2 separate regions of the Homo sapiens genome follow, and region 1 is linked to region 2. A link is an interaction called in ENCODE POLR2A ChIA-PET data of the cell type or tissue named here. Cell type or tissue: OCI-LY7. All regions are shown on one strand. Each heading gives the region's core, and the rest is flanking DNA. Links, peaks and the distances in the headings are about the cores only.

The links. ChIA-PET counts read pairs that join two places held together with the same protein. Peaks named below come from ENCODE experiments on the same cell type or tissue, not always from the same donor. Only the 100,000 strongest peaks of a DNase experiment are listed, where the experiment ranks them.
Region 1: POLR2A ChIA-PET joins it to region 2 with 6 read pairs; 1 of 35 experiments calls an interaction of 5 or more read pairs at or near these places.

Annotation. Positions count from the first base shown.
Region 1 is chr2:171,548,671-171,556,864 of GRCh38, reverse strand. CYBRD1 (cytochrome b reductase 1) reads right to left here. Exons shown (of 4, transcript NM_024843.4): 3 at 3,365-3,519; 4 at 1-2,341. The coding sequence ends at 2,038. Among named protein-coding and RNA genes, the nearest start is that of CYBRD1, 30 kb to the right of the region's middle. In OCI-LY7, for the core only: no CTCF peak of the experiment used is centred there; no DNase peak of the experiment used is centred there; H3K4me3 peaks cover 257 bases.
Region 2 is chr2:170,351,080-170,359,273 of GRCh38, reverse strand. All of the region lies in intron 8 of MYO3B (myosin IIIB), which reads right to left. Among named protein-coding and RNA genes, the nearest start is that of MYO3B-AS1, 4.2 kb to the right of the region's middle. RefSeq lists an enhancer at 4,332-5,185. In OCI-LY7, for the core only: no CTCF peak of the experiment used is centred there; a DNase peak (open chromatin) is centred at 4,213; H3K27ac peaks cover 1,526 bases.

The sequences.
Region 1 (8,194 bases), core at 1,599-5,598, 1.2 Mb before region 2:
TAATGGAACATCCAACTTATCAAATGATGTGTGACTATGCAACTACTCCTTCTATGGCACCAAGACTGTACCATGCTCCACCCATACTGAATTTAATTGTGCTACCACTTTGTGCCAGGCAGAGGGCTGGGTACTGGGGATCCTTCTGGCTCTATTACCAATTTTGGAAATAGAATTTAGTAGAGAAGAAGAGAACAGTGTTGCAGCAAGGGGATCTTGAATGGTTTTTCATGAAGTTTAAGGGATATGATGGAGTGTGGCTTGTATTCAGTCTTTGGAAGTAAGTACCAGTTACCTAAAAAGAAATCCACTAAGCACCAAAATGTTTAGTGTATTTGGTGTAGAGTTTCTACCCATATTAAAATGCTTCAGTTTAAAATTGAAGGGAAGGCAAAAAAATCAACCAAAAAATGAAAAGTATCATTTCAGCATAAGCACTACTCTAGGTTTTAATTTGTCAGCCCAGATCCCAGACAGAGATGATACTCCAAACATGAAAAGTCACCTCCAAGTCTCAATTCACTACTGAGAACCCAAAGCTCAAAATATCCCCTAAAATTCCATAAAAATCAGGAAAGACCCTAGCTATTGCCCCAGGGAAGGGCAGACCATGAGACAGGTCTCTTTTAGCTCCAAACTGAAAGTTGTTCAGCAGCTAAAATCCTGAAGAAAAAAATATTGCAATTAATTAACTTGAAAGCTACAGATATGCCTGTCCAAATCTTTTGTTACCAAGACACAATTTTAAGATCAAACAAGTGTCAAGGTAGGCCATGGCTTGTTGGCAGTAGTAGGGGCCCTATGGCCTATTTCCAGGTATGGGTGGCCCCTTTTCCTTGGTTATCTGGGGAATCTGCCACAGCAAACAGCAAAAGGTAAAAAGCATCCCTTTAATAACTACACCCCACTCCAGCAATTGAGGTTTATTCAGGGGTGGGTCAAAGTAGTACAAGACAAAAATAGCTTAGTGAAATGGTTAGAATCCAGACTGAGGTGCCAGACTGCCTGCATCTGAGTCTCAGTCCCACCATGTATGAGCCGTGTGACCTTGGGGTGAGTTACTAGCCTCCCCAGGCTTCAAATCTCTCACCTGTAAAATGGGAACAGTAACAATACCTACTTCATCCCGTCTGTCTGGGGACTGAATGAGCTAATATGTGTAAAGTGCTTAGAGGAGTGTTTGGAGCATAGTAAGTGCTGTGTGAGTACTTTCAAAAATAAAAACAAGAACTTGGGGAAAAGTGCTCTCTGAGGTTTGTAGGGCAGTGTATGCTACTTAAGTGTTGAAGCATATTTTCATTCTAAGAAGTTTAGCATCTGGATCATAAAGTACATCAACCCTAGGGAAGTCTTGGGGCTAACTTCAGTTTTGGAAATTCTTCCAAGTCTGACCAGAGAAGATCTCTTCAACCACCTGCTCTAATCTATCAATACCCTAACATAAACCCTAGTCTCCAGGGACAATTTGAGCCCAAACCAGCTGGGGAGGGAGCAGAAGGCAGGCATGGGGAGAAAGGAACCAGGTGCTTTCCTAAATTTCTTTAATATACTCTCATCATGGTATCTGTGTAGAGTCATGATCTAAACCCTGTCCCAGATATTCCTTATCGGATTTTAAACTTTTAGGACTGCTTCCCGCTAGTTGTGAAATCATTGTCTCCCAGAATTAACAGGAAATGACTGCATGACAACAGGCCAGGGATGCTGCCAGTTTATCCAATTAACTACTAGTAGACACATATTCACATATTGAGTATCTATTCTGCACAAGGCACCGTGCTAATGTTGTGGTCCTCAACAAGATAAAGGTAACATAACCACAATTTATATCTGCTATTATTTATATTAATCACATCCTTTCCAATTCAGGTCAGTTCATAGGCCTCAATCAATACAAATTATTTCAAGAAACCATCCTTTGTGATTAAAGTAAATATTGATACTACATAGCCCAATTATCATATGGCTAATAGGAGAAGCAAAACTGTAGAGCTAGTTTTGAAACGTGACGTTATATGGCTCTATCTCTACAACATTTTACATGGTAGATCTCTGCCCAGCCTCATCCAGAGCTAAGTTTCTTTTCCTTGCTGCTACTTCACTGTTTAACTCTGAATCTGATTTGTCCATGTTGTTGCCAGAGTAGGCTGGCATGGAACCTCTTGCTCCCTGTTCAGTGCCTCCATTTGGATGAAGAATGGTAGAATTTGGCTCCTTAGGACGTTTCCATTGCGGTCTGGTGACTATCCAAAAAATGAGGGCCCCGAACACCAGGATCAGAAGGCCAAGCGTATTTACGAAAACACCTTCTGGCGGGAATGTACTGTATGCAGGATCTCTCCTATGAAATAAGAGATGTATCCAATTACAAACAGGATGATACAGCAACATGCAAAACAGTCTTGAATTTATCTGCTCAAAATGCACACTAGTACAGTTTCAATGTAAACTCTCAAAGCTTGCTATTAAGGAGAAATATAAATTATGCTACAATTCACTCGGGAATATATAATGAAATTGATTTAAAAATAATAAATATGAAAATAATATAGCATCTGTAACACTTGTTTTAAGGCAGGTAGGGTCTGGAGGCAGGCAACCTCAGGTCAATTCACACGGACTTCCTAGAACTAAACCAAAAGGAAAACCCCAACTTTCCACATCTAAGTAGCAAAAGGACCCGAGGCTACTCCCTTTGCAAACCCCGCTTTTCTGCATGGCGGATGGAAAATTGAAAGTATCTCTGATTGGTTGCTTTCTACAACCAATCAAACTGACTGCAGGCCACCACTTCATTTACATGCAGTGAACACCAACTGGCCAATGGGAAACCTCTAGGGGCTATTTGGACCCAAGAAGATTCCCTATCGGGCCGTTGAGTGGCTGCTCAGGCCACTCCCGCCCTGTGGAGTGTACTTTCATTTTCAGTAACTCTCTGCTTTTGTTGCTTCATTCTTTACTTGCTTTGTTTGTGTGTTTTGTCCACTTCTTTGTTCAAAACGCCAAGAACCTGGACACCCTCCACCAGTAACAGTTATCACTTAAAATTTTTAAAAAGGATGAAACAAAAATGTATGTACACTATAATTACAATTAATATAAAAACATGCATATCAACAAGATTGAAAGGGAATGTATAACTTCAATAGTTGTTTCATAAGAGTAATACAATTTGTCAGACTTTTTGGTCCTTCTAAACTTTTAGTAATATCATATTACCTATATGATATAACAAATTCTTTAAAATATTTTTTAATTTTAATATCTAAAAAATTTTGTTATATTTTTATTACATTTTCCCAGTGAACAAGTATTTAACATTTTGTGGCTTAAGTATTACAATTAAGAAGACTATGCAACTTACAGGGAAAAAATCAGTTTCTCTGTCAATCCCATAAGTGCTGTTGCAATCACTGTTCCAAAGATGACAATTCCAGAATAAACATGTATGGGCATGAGAAATGCTCGGAGAGAAAGCGGAGCCCATGGAAGCAGAAAGACTGAAAAACCTGAAAGAAGCTAAACACCAAAAAGTGCAAAGGTTATCATTTAATTTTAAGTTCTAAACTAATTTTAAATTATTTAAAAAGCAATATGTGTAATATGACAAAACCTTTCATATAGAACCAAAGGGTAGAAAATGAAGTTTCCTCGCTCCAGTTCCACTACCTAATGTAACCCCTTTTATCACCTTCTCATGGATCATTCCAGAAAATTTATTATCCCTATACATATTGTTCTGCATCTTGCTTTTTTCCCTTAACAGAATATCTTGGAAATCTTTTTCATACCTATACATTTACCTAATTTATTCCTTTTAATGGCTAATATCCTAAGGCTATAACAATTTATTTATACAGTTCTCTATGGATGTTTCTGTTTGGTTTTTGCTATCCTTAATCCGACTATAGTGAACATTCTGGTACTTACTTGTTTGTTTTTACCAATCTCCTAAGGTTGCTAAGTAGGAAGGGAAGGAAAAGATTTTTTAAATCACTAAAACCGAGTACATTAGGACACAGAATTTAGTCAGTTCAACCTAAAAAGCTATGTGGAATGAAGTTGATTTTTGTTTTATGAGAAAGAAATGAATTCTGCAGAAAAGGTGTCTTCATTTCCTTGATAATGAAATCGCTAGTGGGATACCTCTTTGCAGAGAAGACAGCAAGGTTCCTATATAAACTGAAGTCTGTTGCGCTTTCACGGTTTTGTCACCCCACACGTTTGCCCATCAAGTATCCTCTCTTCAACAAGATAAAGATGACTTTGTGGTTACTGAATTACTGAGTTTAAAGGAACATTTTTTTTCAGATGCCTATTTAGGATCTACCATCCTAGCAAAACAATTATGAAAAGAGAGGAGAGTGGGGAGAAAGCACTAACATCACTGTTCAGCTTTCTTGATTGAGATCCAAGGGCTAATGGGGAGACAGAAGAAGGGAGGCAGGGGGAGGGGTCCAACGCCCTAATTCACACTGAGAATCAGCTCATGTGTAATACCAAGTAGTAATAAATGGAAACTGATAACAAAACAATTTGTATGATTTGTCACTTTAACAGACTGCAGAGGAAAAATCATATAATCATCAAAACAGATGGTGAAAAACATTGGTAGGATTCAACAGTCATGTATGAGATGTTTTAACAAACTAGGAATGGAAGATGATTATTTTAATCTGATTATATTAGGACAGAACATGCTATAGGAACTAACAGGCTCCATTTTCAAGAGCTTAACATATAAAAGTATATTTCTTGCTCACACACAGTCTGCTTATGGTCTATAGGCATTTCAGAGTAGCTCTCTTCCAAGACATGACTCAGATCTAGAAGGGATTTGTCTTATATCCCTTATCACCTATTCCTATTCAGCATTTTTCTGAAAGTCTCAGCTACTGAGTTAAGCAAGAAAAAAAAATGATGATAGAAAAAGAAACAAAACTTATTAATCACATAAGATTATAAAACACAATCCAAAAGAATCTTGAGATTAATTACTAACATAAGTTTATCAAGTTTGCTAGGTATAAATTTATACTTGAGATCAGTTGCACTTTTTGTAAAGAGGCAACAAGTGAATTAATTTTTAATGATACCATTTTTAATAGCAAGGAGCTAGCAATAAGTTGGAGACAACAACTCTACAAAGAAAATATAAAGCTTTGCAATATTTTGGAGAAGGCTAAAAAAACAGGCTCAGGATAATGAGTTGGAAGACTTGTATTATACAGATGTCGGTTCTCAAATTCATCTATAGATTAAATAAAATCCTAATAGATTTTTGGTGGAATTTGATGCATTGATTCTAAAATTTACATAGATCAAAGGGCCAAGAATAGCCAAGATTAACTGTTGTTTTCTGAAGTATATCCTAATACAATAAATTCTGTAATTTATATTTAAAAAGTAATAACAAATGCATTTGATAGGTTGGTTTGCATATTTTATTATTTAGTTAATAACCAAAATGCCTGAATATATTAGAAATGGTTCAGAGGGTTCCCTCTTGGTGGTTCAGAATATTCCTAAATCTTCTTCAGTGAACTTCAGTGATTCTATTAGTATCAAAGGGCAAGCTTCCTGATGTCCATGTTGTGCTTTCTATATGAAAATGGGGGCTGAGTGTGGTGCCTCACGCCTGTAATCCCAGCACTTTGGGAGGCCAAGGTGGGAAGATCACTTGAGTCCAGGAGTTCAAGACAAGCCCGGGCAACATGGCGAAACCCCATCTCTACAAAAAATTAGCTGGGCATGGTGGTGCACGTCTGTGGTCCCAGCTACTGTGGATGCTGAGGCAGGAGGATTGCTTGAGTCCTGGAGATGGAGGTTGCAGTGAGCTGAGATTGTGCCATTGCACTCCAGCCTGGGTGACAGAGTGAGACCCTGTCTAAGAAAGAAAAAAGAAAAGAAAGGAAAAGAAAATGGGGCTCAGGGATATAGCACAAATATATCTCCATAAATCATCATATCTTTTCTGTGGCTTACCCATAGAAACATATATTTCTCATTCCTGCTCTCCTATTTTCATTCCTAAGATTCTTTCTGTTTTCTCTCATTTCCTCCATAATTTGTCATGTGTGTCTCTTACAATCCTGTAGGGCTCAACAGTCTAAGCAGGTAGGAGGTCAGAAATTTGCTTACAGGATCCCTGAGCAACTTAACTACCCTAAATCTGACTTTCACCATTAAACATTTTTTGCAACAAAAGAAAATTACATTTAAAAGGAAAAGAAAAACATTACAGAATGCTTAACTTTGATTAAAAGTGTTCTGAATGCTGCAATAATGCATATTTATAATTTATAATAACTTATAATTTATAAATAATCATTATTTCCTTTTAACTATCTTAATCTTACTACCTTACAAGTGAAGGTGATAATTTATAACCTAGTGGACCGAAAATTATAAGACCTTTTGTCTCTCTAAGTCAGTACTGGAAGTGCTGTTCACAGAAGGCATGCATTTAAAGGGATGCCTGCTGTAATCCCAGCACTTTGGGAGGCCGAGGCAGGAGGATCACTTGAGATCAGGATTTTAAGACCAGCCTGGCCAACATGTCAAAACCCCATCTCTACTAAAAATACAAAAACTAGCCAGGCATGGTGGCACATGCCTGTAGTCCCAGCTACTCTGGAGGCTGAAGCAAGAGAATTGCTTGAACCCGGATGGCGGAGGTTGCAGTGAGCTGACATTGTGCACTTCAGCCTGGGTGACAGAGCAAAGCTCTGTCTCAAGAACAAAAACAACAACAACAAAAAAATAAAAAATAAAAAGATGCCTGGGCCACATTCTGACCTGCTAAATCCAATTTCTGGATTAGGGCCCAGGAATCTGTATTTTTAACAAACTGCCCAGACGATTCTTACGTATGTTGAAGTTTGAAAATGACTGCTGTTGATTCACTCAAATTATTCTAGAGATATGGATAAACAGTCTGGAAAACCCTCAAAAGAGAAGGTAGTGGAATATTCCATTATATATAGTCTACAAACACACTAAATGCCAACTATATGCAAACAAAGTGCCCCAGTGTTTAGGAATCATCACCTACAGGAAGCTGTTCTTCAACACAGTGGAAGTTCTTAAGAGCTAAGGAAAAATAAACTTTCATAAAAAGTTATTACTTAGAGATGAAAGTGAAAATACAGTATGACCCAATTATGTTTAAAAATTAAATATCTATATCTACATTTGCATAGGCATAATAAAAGCCTAAAGGGAATAAGCCAAAAGCTAATGATATCTCTAGATTATGGCAGTATCAGTGGGTTTTTTCATTTTTTGTTTTTTTATTTAATTTGTAGCAGCAGCAGAGGTTCTACTCCTTGTGGAACAGGAATACCCCACAGGCAGTGTGCCCAGAATAGCCAGGGTTTTTTCTTTATATCTTTCTACATCTTATAAACTTTAACATTAATGTGTATTACTTTTATAATTAGAAATAGACAATAAAAGTTTACTTTTAAAGTTTCCATGTTGGCTGGGCACAGTGGCTCATGTCTGCCATTCCAGCACTTTGGGAGGCCGAGGTGGGTGGATCACTTGAGGCCAGGAATTTGAGACCAGCCTGGACATCATGGTGAAGCACCTTCTCTACTAAAAATACAAAAATTAGCCAGGTATGGTGGCATGGGCCTGTAATCCTAGCTACTTGGGAGGCTGAAGCATGAAAGTCACTTGAACCCAGGAGGCAGAGGTTGCAATGAGCCAAGATTGCACCACAGTACTCCAGCCTGGGCGACAGGGTGAGACGCTGTCTCAGTAAATAAATAAATAAATAGAATAGAATAGAATAAAGTTTCCATCTTAAATGCCTGGGCATTTCTCAGTTAATTATTACTATTCTTAAAGATATAAATGTATACTACTATGGCAGTTTCTCACTTTATGAAACAGATGAGTTTTTTTGTTTTTATTTTTACAGAGATAGGGCCTTGCTATGCTGCCCAGGTTGGTCTTCAACTCCTGGCCTCAACTGATCTTCCCACCTTGGCCTCCCAAATTGTTGGGATTACAGGCGTGAGCCACCATGCCATGTCTGGCCTGAGGTTGGTTTTTTTTCTTTTCTTTTGTTTTCTTTTTTTTTTTTTTAGTGTGTGTAAGCTTTTAGACATAACAAAAGCTCTTATTGCAAAAGACATTAATGAGACCAGAAAATATCTACCTGGCTAGCTTTTGTAGTAGGTATGGT
Region 2 (8,194 bases), core at 2,380-6,379:
AATGGAATCTTAGGCAAACTTAAATTTAATAGATGGGCCTGTAGCTAAATGTTTGTGAACATAAAAATCTTTTATCTTCACTACCCAACTAAAATCTCTCTCAAAGGACCCTAAAGGCCTTTAAGTTGCCGATTCTGTGTTCCCTTTTTAGTTCTCATTGTATTCAACCTCTCTGTTCAAGAGGTCACTAATGACCATCATTACCCTGGTTTCTTGAAACATTCTGTTTCATTGCCTGTAGTGATGCTACATCTCTTAGTTATTCTTTTACTTTTCTGACTACTCTCGCTCATTTATTTTCATTACCAGGTGGAATAAGATGACAAGGGCAGAGGAGATAGGGTATGCAAAGACAAGGAGAAGCGAAAATAGAACTGATAGCTTTTATGTGCACAGGCTTAGAACTTGCTCCTGAACAACTACTGCCTTTGCCTAGTAGCTCAAATTTATAAATTAAGTAATATAGAGGGAATTTGCCTACTACGGAGAAGGCCGTCCCTATTCTTGGAGACCCACAATCCCAAACAAGTCTGTAGATTCTGCTCAAAATGAGTGGTTGCAACTATAATGTGCATAGCTGGCATTAAGTAAAAATTTTAAATGCAAGAAAATCAGCAAAAACTACTCAATAAAATTTTCAACTGATTATTGCTAATAATTCTTATAATAGGTTTAATGAGATATAGTTCACATACTATACAGTTCATCCATTAAAAATGTACAATTCAATTATTTTTAATATATTCACACAGTTGTGCAACCATTACCACAATCAATTTCAGAACATTTTCATCACCCCAAAAAGAAACCCCGTATCCATTAGCATTCACACCCTATACTCCCTCAACCTCCTCAGTCCCAGGCAACCACTAATCTACTTTCTGTCCCTGTAGATTTGTCTAATCTGGACATTTCATATAATATGTATGGTCTTTTGTGACTAGCTTCTTTCATTTTGCATGTTTTCAAGGTTCATTCATATCACAGCATATATTAATATTTCATTCATTTTTATTGTTAAATAATGTTTCATTATATGGACATACCACATTTTGTTGATCCGTCTATCAGTTGATAGACACTTAGGTTGTTTCTACTTTTGTTTTTTTGTTTTTTTTTTTGAGAAGGAGTTTCACTCTCGTTGCCCAGGCTGGAGTGCAATGGTGCGATCTCGGCTCACCGCAACCTCTGCCTCCCAGGTTCAAGTGATTCTCCTGCCTCAGCCTCCGGAGTAGCTGGGATTACAGGCGCTCCCCACCGCACCTGGCTACTTTTGTATTTTTAGTAGAGACGGAGTTTCTCCATGTTGGTCAGCCTGGTCTCGAACTCCCGACCTCAGGTGATCCACCCACCTTGGCCTCCCAAAGTGCTGGGATTACAGGCGTGAGCCACTGCGCCCAGCTGGTTGTTTCTACTTTTAAGCTATTATGAATTATTGCTACTACGAACATTTCTGTACAAGCTTTTATGTGGACACATGTTTTCATTTCCCCTGGATTGCTGGTTATGGTAACTTTATGTTTGTCTTCTTGAGGAACTACCAGACTGTTTTCCAAAATCATAGCATCATTTTATATTCCTACCAACGTATGCAAATTTTAAAATATTCCATCTTGTTCCAGAAATAACTTAAGACACCTTAAAACAATAGGTGCTTAAATAAATAAAGGTATATGTGATAAGGAAAGATAAAAAACAATTATAAACCAAACAGAAAAATGAAGCAAAGGGGAAATAAGGGAAGAAAGATACCCTGGAATCTAATAGGAATTAGAATACCAAATAAAAGACTTTGTTAGCGGTGTCCACAAATGGGGCTCTGGGCTTTCTGTCAGACAATGTGAAAGATAAAATGTAGTCAGTTATATACATATATATAAAATATAATATATAATACACATATAAATATATAATATATAAAATATATATATATAATATATATTATTTATTTTTATTTTTATTTTTTTTGAGATGGAGTCTCTCTCTGTTGCCCAGGCTGGAGTGCAAGGCGTGATCTTGGCTCACTGCAACCTCCGCCTCCCAGGTTCAAGGGATTCTCCTGCCTCAGCTTCCTGAGTAGCTGAGATTATAGGTGACTGCCACAATGCCCAGCTAATTTTTGTATTTTTAGTAGAGACAGGAATTCTGTTCTATATTTCTTAAAATCCATGATATAAAAACAGACTAGGCCAGGCCCAGTGTCTCACACCTGTCTGTGATCCCAGCACTTTGGGAGGCTGAGCCAGGAATATTGCTTGAGCCCAGGAGTTAGAGACAAGCCTGAGCCACACAGGGAGACCCTGTCTCTACCAAAAATATTGTTTTTAAATCAGGGGGCCGTGGTGGTGCATACCTATGGTCCCAGCCACTTGGGAGGCTGAGGTGGGAGGACTGCTTGAGCCCAGGAGGTTGAGGCTGCAGTGAGCCATGATTGTACCACTGCACTCCAGCCTGGGCCACAGGGTGAGACCTTGTCTTAAAACATTTTTTTAAAGATAAAAATAAAAATAAATAAATAAAACAGACCAGCAATTTGGAGAACTGTGATGTAATGACAGGTAACAAGACTAAAGATATAGCTTTCCAGGGTTTTCATAGAAATGGCTCCATGCAGCCAGGTGCGGTGGCTCACACTTGTAATCCCAGCACTTTGGGAGGCTGAGGTGGGTGGATCACCTGAGGTCAGGAGTTCGAGACCAGCCTGGCCAACATGGTGAAACCCCATCTCTACTAAAAATACAAAATTAGCCAGGTGTGGTGATGGATGCCTGTAATCCCAGCTACTCAGGAGGCTGAGGCAGGAGAACTGCTTGAACCCAGGAAGCAGAGGTTACAGGGAGCCGAGATCATGCCGTTGTACTCCAGGCTGGGCAAAAAGAGGGAAAATCTGTCTCAAAAAGAAAAGAAATGCCTCCATGCTATGTAATGAATATTATCACTCTCTAGTAAATGCAGCTATGGGTTTAATAGGGCTGTTTCTTATGACACTCTTCAATGTAAACCGAAGCCTGTTGGCCAGGCGCGGTGGCTCATGCCTGTAATCCCAGCACTTTGGGAGGCCGAGGTGGGCGGATCACGAGGTCAGGAGATTGAGACCATCCTGGCCAACACGGTGAAACCCCGTCTCCAGTAAAAATACAAAAAAGTCAGCCGGGCATGGTGGCGGGCACCTGTAGTCCCAGCTACTTGGGAGGCTGAGGCAGGAGAATGGCGTGAACCCAGGAGGCAGAGCTTGCAGTGAGCCGAGATCACGCCACTGCACTCCACCTGGGCGACACAGCGAGACTCCATCTCAAAAAATAAAATAAAATAAAAATAAATAAATAATAAATAAATAAATAAACTGATGCCTTACATCATCTAGTAAAAAAAATTCTCCCTGGGTGGCCAACACAAAGAGACAAGAGCCATCTGTCTTAATCCATTGCTAAATCTATCAGCAACTTGGTGAATTTTTATAGGGTCAGGCCCCTTGATTCCTGACACGTTGAATGTCTGGATGCTGGCATTGATTAAGGAAAGAAAAGGTGGATGCCAAGCTACCATGTGCTATTCATTGCAAAGAATGAAAAGAAGATTGCTGAAAATGTTGAGCCCATGAATCAAAAGTAACTCAAAGGAGGGAGCGATTCAATCCCAACAATGTGAGTTGGGGAAGGGCAGGAATAAGACTGGAGCATCACACAAGTGGGAGTTGGCAACAAAAGGACAGCTGACTTGCTCCCTAAATGATGACAATAATTACTCCAGCTAAAATGTCAGGCCATAATACACAGTGGGGCTAGGAGATTAGATAAAGAGGCAGGATAATGACCTAGAGCTGCAATAGTCGTACTGGCATTGTGTCTACCCACATTTTGTACCCTTCCCTTAATGTTTGTTCTTTTGGTAAAGACTAAAATTGACTAAACACTTCTCTGGCTGACTGCCAATTATGTGAACATCAAATTGGAGAAAATGAACTAAGCCAGATTTTCATAACAACTTAACCACACTAAAAAGTCTGGAAAAAAATCTTGTCAGATAATATGTAGGTGCACACATTTTATGCAAGGTAGGATTTTGCAGTTATTGGCTGTCTTGGTTCATGTTCCTGAGGACACAAACCACTACCATGCCTGTCACCTGTCATCTCTCCTGCCCAACTTCTTAGCAAAAAAGCTTCAAAGGACAATGAACCACAAGGCCTAAATTACTGCTCCTGCTGCTTTTTTGGAGAGATGGTTTTTGCAGAGGAAGTGGCCACCCAAGGAAGCCAGGAAGTGCTGCTTCTGTGTGATTTTAGACAAGAAATGAACACTTCACCCTCCACCCCCCACCCCACCCCCAGGATGTCAATCCAGTGCCTTGTTCAAGCACTGAATTTTTGCAAGATAAAATATTTTTCTTCTTTAGGAAAGGGAATGAATAAAGACACTGACGGCCAAATAGAGTCTGGGGAGTCCTTAAAACTCCTCCATTAACAAGATGGAGCAGAACAGCTCCATCTATTACATCAAAGCCTCATCAGAGACCCTAATCCTTTCTGAAAGGAACTCAGGCAACCAAGCCTTTAATTTGCTGAATAATAGGCCATCTAATTAACCCTTGCAAAGTAAAGCACAGACGTTGCAGGCAACCAACACATGTTCCCAAGAGGTTGGGAAAGAAGGGGGAGGGGGAGACAGTTTGGAATACTTTTGACTCCTATTGTTAGGGAACTAACTCTATGCATGGGTTTCTGAATGGTTATCTTTCTGTTTTCCTTTCTAATTTTCTCCATTCTGTTTCCCCAGGGGACCTGCTGTTTCCCCGCCCTGGTATTATGGTGTGTCCTGAGCTTGAAGCCACTGTTAATTCACTGACATGCATAGATAGGTGATACAGAATGACTGTCACAAAATATACTCATAGCAGCAAATCAGTGACATCAAAGGATCTTTTAGGACCACTTACCCACCCATCTCTGCTCTAGACAGGCCACTGTGCTCTGGGGAAAGAAAAACAAAACAGAACAAAAAAAAGGAACCAGAACTGATGACAAGGAGAAAGGGAAGAGAAGAGAAAAGAAGAGAGGGAGTAACACTAGCTCAGGCACTTCTTGGATCTCTTCCAATTCAACAGGCAATGCCTAGCATTAAACAGGGTTGTCTGATTCTTTCTGCGGGATCCTATTACTGGAAGTAGACAACTGTACATACTATGTTGCCAAGGACAGGTAACAGGTTAGATGGATCACGAATTTCATACTAGTATGCATTAATAATAAATCATAGACATATTACCCTTCCTGCTAGTTATATCAGATAATGCGATGAATGATTGAATGTGTGACACAGTGGTCAATTATCATGTGGATGATATAAATTCTATTGTGCTGAGGACATTTATCTCTTTATTGATCTGGCTTTGCTAGCAAGGATCATAAATTACTAGCCTTCCATAACCATATGATGAATACTCTAATAAGAGAATGCCACCAAGTCCTGTTTTCATAATAAATTCCCTTATGATTTCAGTTAGAAAAGTAGCATGCAGAGAATTTGTTTTATTTTATTAAAGACTTTATTTTTACAACAGTTTTAAGTTCACAGCAAAATTGAGAGAAAGGTACAGAGATTTCCCATATACCCCGGCCCCCCTACACGCACAGCCTCTCCACTGTCAACATCCCCCACCTGTACATTTGTTACAATTGAGGAACTCATACTGACACATCGTAATTACCCAGAGTCCATGGTTTACATTAAAGTTCACTCTCAGTGTTGTACATTCTATAGGTTTGGGCAAATTTATAATGACATGTAATCCATTCGTAGAGTATTATACAGAGTATTTTCACTGCCCGAAAAATCCTGTGGGTTCCACCTGTTCTTCCCCTCCCTCCCTGCCCACAACTCCTGACAACTACTGATCTCCATACTGTCTCCATGGTTTTGCCTTTTCCAGAATGTCACGTAATTGGAATCCTACAGTATATAGACTCTTCAGATTGGTTTCTTTCACATGGTAACATGAATTTAAGATTCCTCCATGTCTTTTCATGGCTTGATAGCTGATTTCTTTTTAGCAGTGAATAATGTTCCATTGTCTGGATATACCAGAGTTTACTCATCCATTCACCTACTGAAGGACATCTTGGTGATTTCCAAGTTTTGGCACTTGTAAATAAAACTGTGATAAACATTCATGTGCAGATTTTTATGTGTATATAAGTTTTCAATTCCTTTAGGTAAATATTAAAAAGGGCGATTGCTAGACCCTACGGTAAGCATATGTTTACTTTTGTAAGAAATTAGCAAACTGTCTTCCAAAGTGGCTATACCATTTGCATTCCCACCAAAAATGAAGGAGAGTTCCTTTTGCTCCACATCCTTGGCAGCATTTGGTATTGTCAGTGTTCCAGATTTTGGTCATTCCAATAGGTATGTAGTGGTATCTCATTGTTGAATCTTTTTATTTTATTGTCAAAAGTTATATGCAGTAGGAAGACTATGAGGAAATCCTGTCTATCCCAAACGAGTAAACAATAGTATCCTAGAACCAGCATGCATAAGCTTACTAGACATTACTGTTAACATTTTCAGGAATTCTGTGAGCTGGTTGATATCAGATTGATAGCTTGAAATTGGCTATGGTGGGAATATTTACACCATGAAAACGAGTAAACACTGAAAATCAGCCCCACTCCCACCCCTATCCGCAACCAGCCAGTTTAAACATTTACCAGTACACCACTGCTTATGTACTGGAAATCTTGGGAAAAACTGACTGCCTGATAATTCAAAAGCATGGTCATATAGATAGAAATCTCTTTTTACCAACCTTTTCCTCCAATGCTTTTTTTCCTCATTTCCTGTCTTCTGTTAGATTGATTAAATTTTCTGTAGACCCTTTCTTCTTTTGGTTTAGAAACTAGACATTGTTTTTCTATAGTTTTAACATATTTGCTTAACTACAAATTAGTTTAACATGTTTGCTTAACTGTCAATTTTCCTGTAGTTCTATCCCCTTTCTGAGTACAAAAACCTATGCGTGCCTAGGCCGGGCACGGTGGCTCACACCTGTAATCTCAGCATTTTGGGAGACCAAGGAGGGCGGGTCACCTGAGGTCAGGAGTTCGAGACCAGTCTGGCCAACACGGTGAAACCCCGTCTCTACTAAAAATACAAAAATCAGCCAGGTGTTGTGGCATGCACCTGCAACCCCAGCTACTCAGGAGGCTGAGGCAAGAGGATCGCTTGAACCTGGGAGGCGGAGGTTGCAGTGAGCCGAGATCATGCCACTGCACTCTAGCCTGGGCGACGGAGCGAGACTCCATCTCAAAAACAACAACAAAAAACCAAACAAAGAAAAACAACTTGTGCATGCCTAAATCACACACTGGATGCTGTCCCTGCCCCAACTGTATGATTAGAGTTAGTTTTTACGTATTTTATCCCAAATTGTTTTCCTTCTTACAGTTAGTAGTTATCTACATTAATCCTTCAGACTATTCCATGAATTTAGTTTCATTTCAAACGAATTTATGCTTCATTTGTTGTTTTGGTGGGTTGTCTTCCTCAGCTTTAGGTTTATTCAGGTGTTCTGAAATTTCAGTTGGCAGGCTCACTGAAAGGGTGAGGAGGAAGAGGATTTTGTTTTCTCTCTCCCTCTCACTTCCCCTTTGCCCACCCTCCTATTCTAGTAATGTTATGGTTATGTCTGCTTGGCTCTCTGGGTCTCTAGCCCAGAGCCAGGTTGTAGAATGGCATTTTGTGCTGCTGTCCCATGGTCTTATTGGGCATATGGAAGAGCCTATGACTGTGGCAGCCACAGGCCTGGCTGCTTATATATCCTTCTACCATCCTCAGCCAGAAGGTGGCTAAAAGTCATAGTCCTGGGTGATGGTCAGCATCACCCCAGACGATGGAGAATATGTGGAAGAAATTGCTACAGTTAGAGCACAGGATCACATAACCTCTCCCCTACCCCATTCTTTTTCCCAGACGCTTTTTATCAGCCTAAATGAACCACCTCATTTACTGGCTTCAAGTAGGAGTCTCAACTCTGAATCCTATCTTGTTTGGAGCCCTGTTAGTCTTTTTACTCACAGGAGTCACCACTGCTCTTGATACCTGCGGACCTGTGACTTCAGCCCAGCTGAGCACTTCATGAGCATTCCATTCTCATCCATCACAATGAACATTCTGAATATAACTAACTTCCTTCCTTC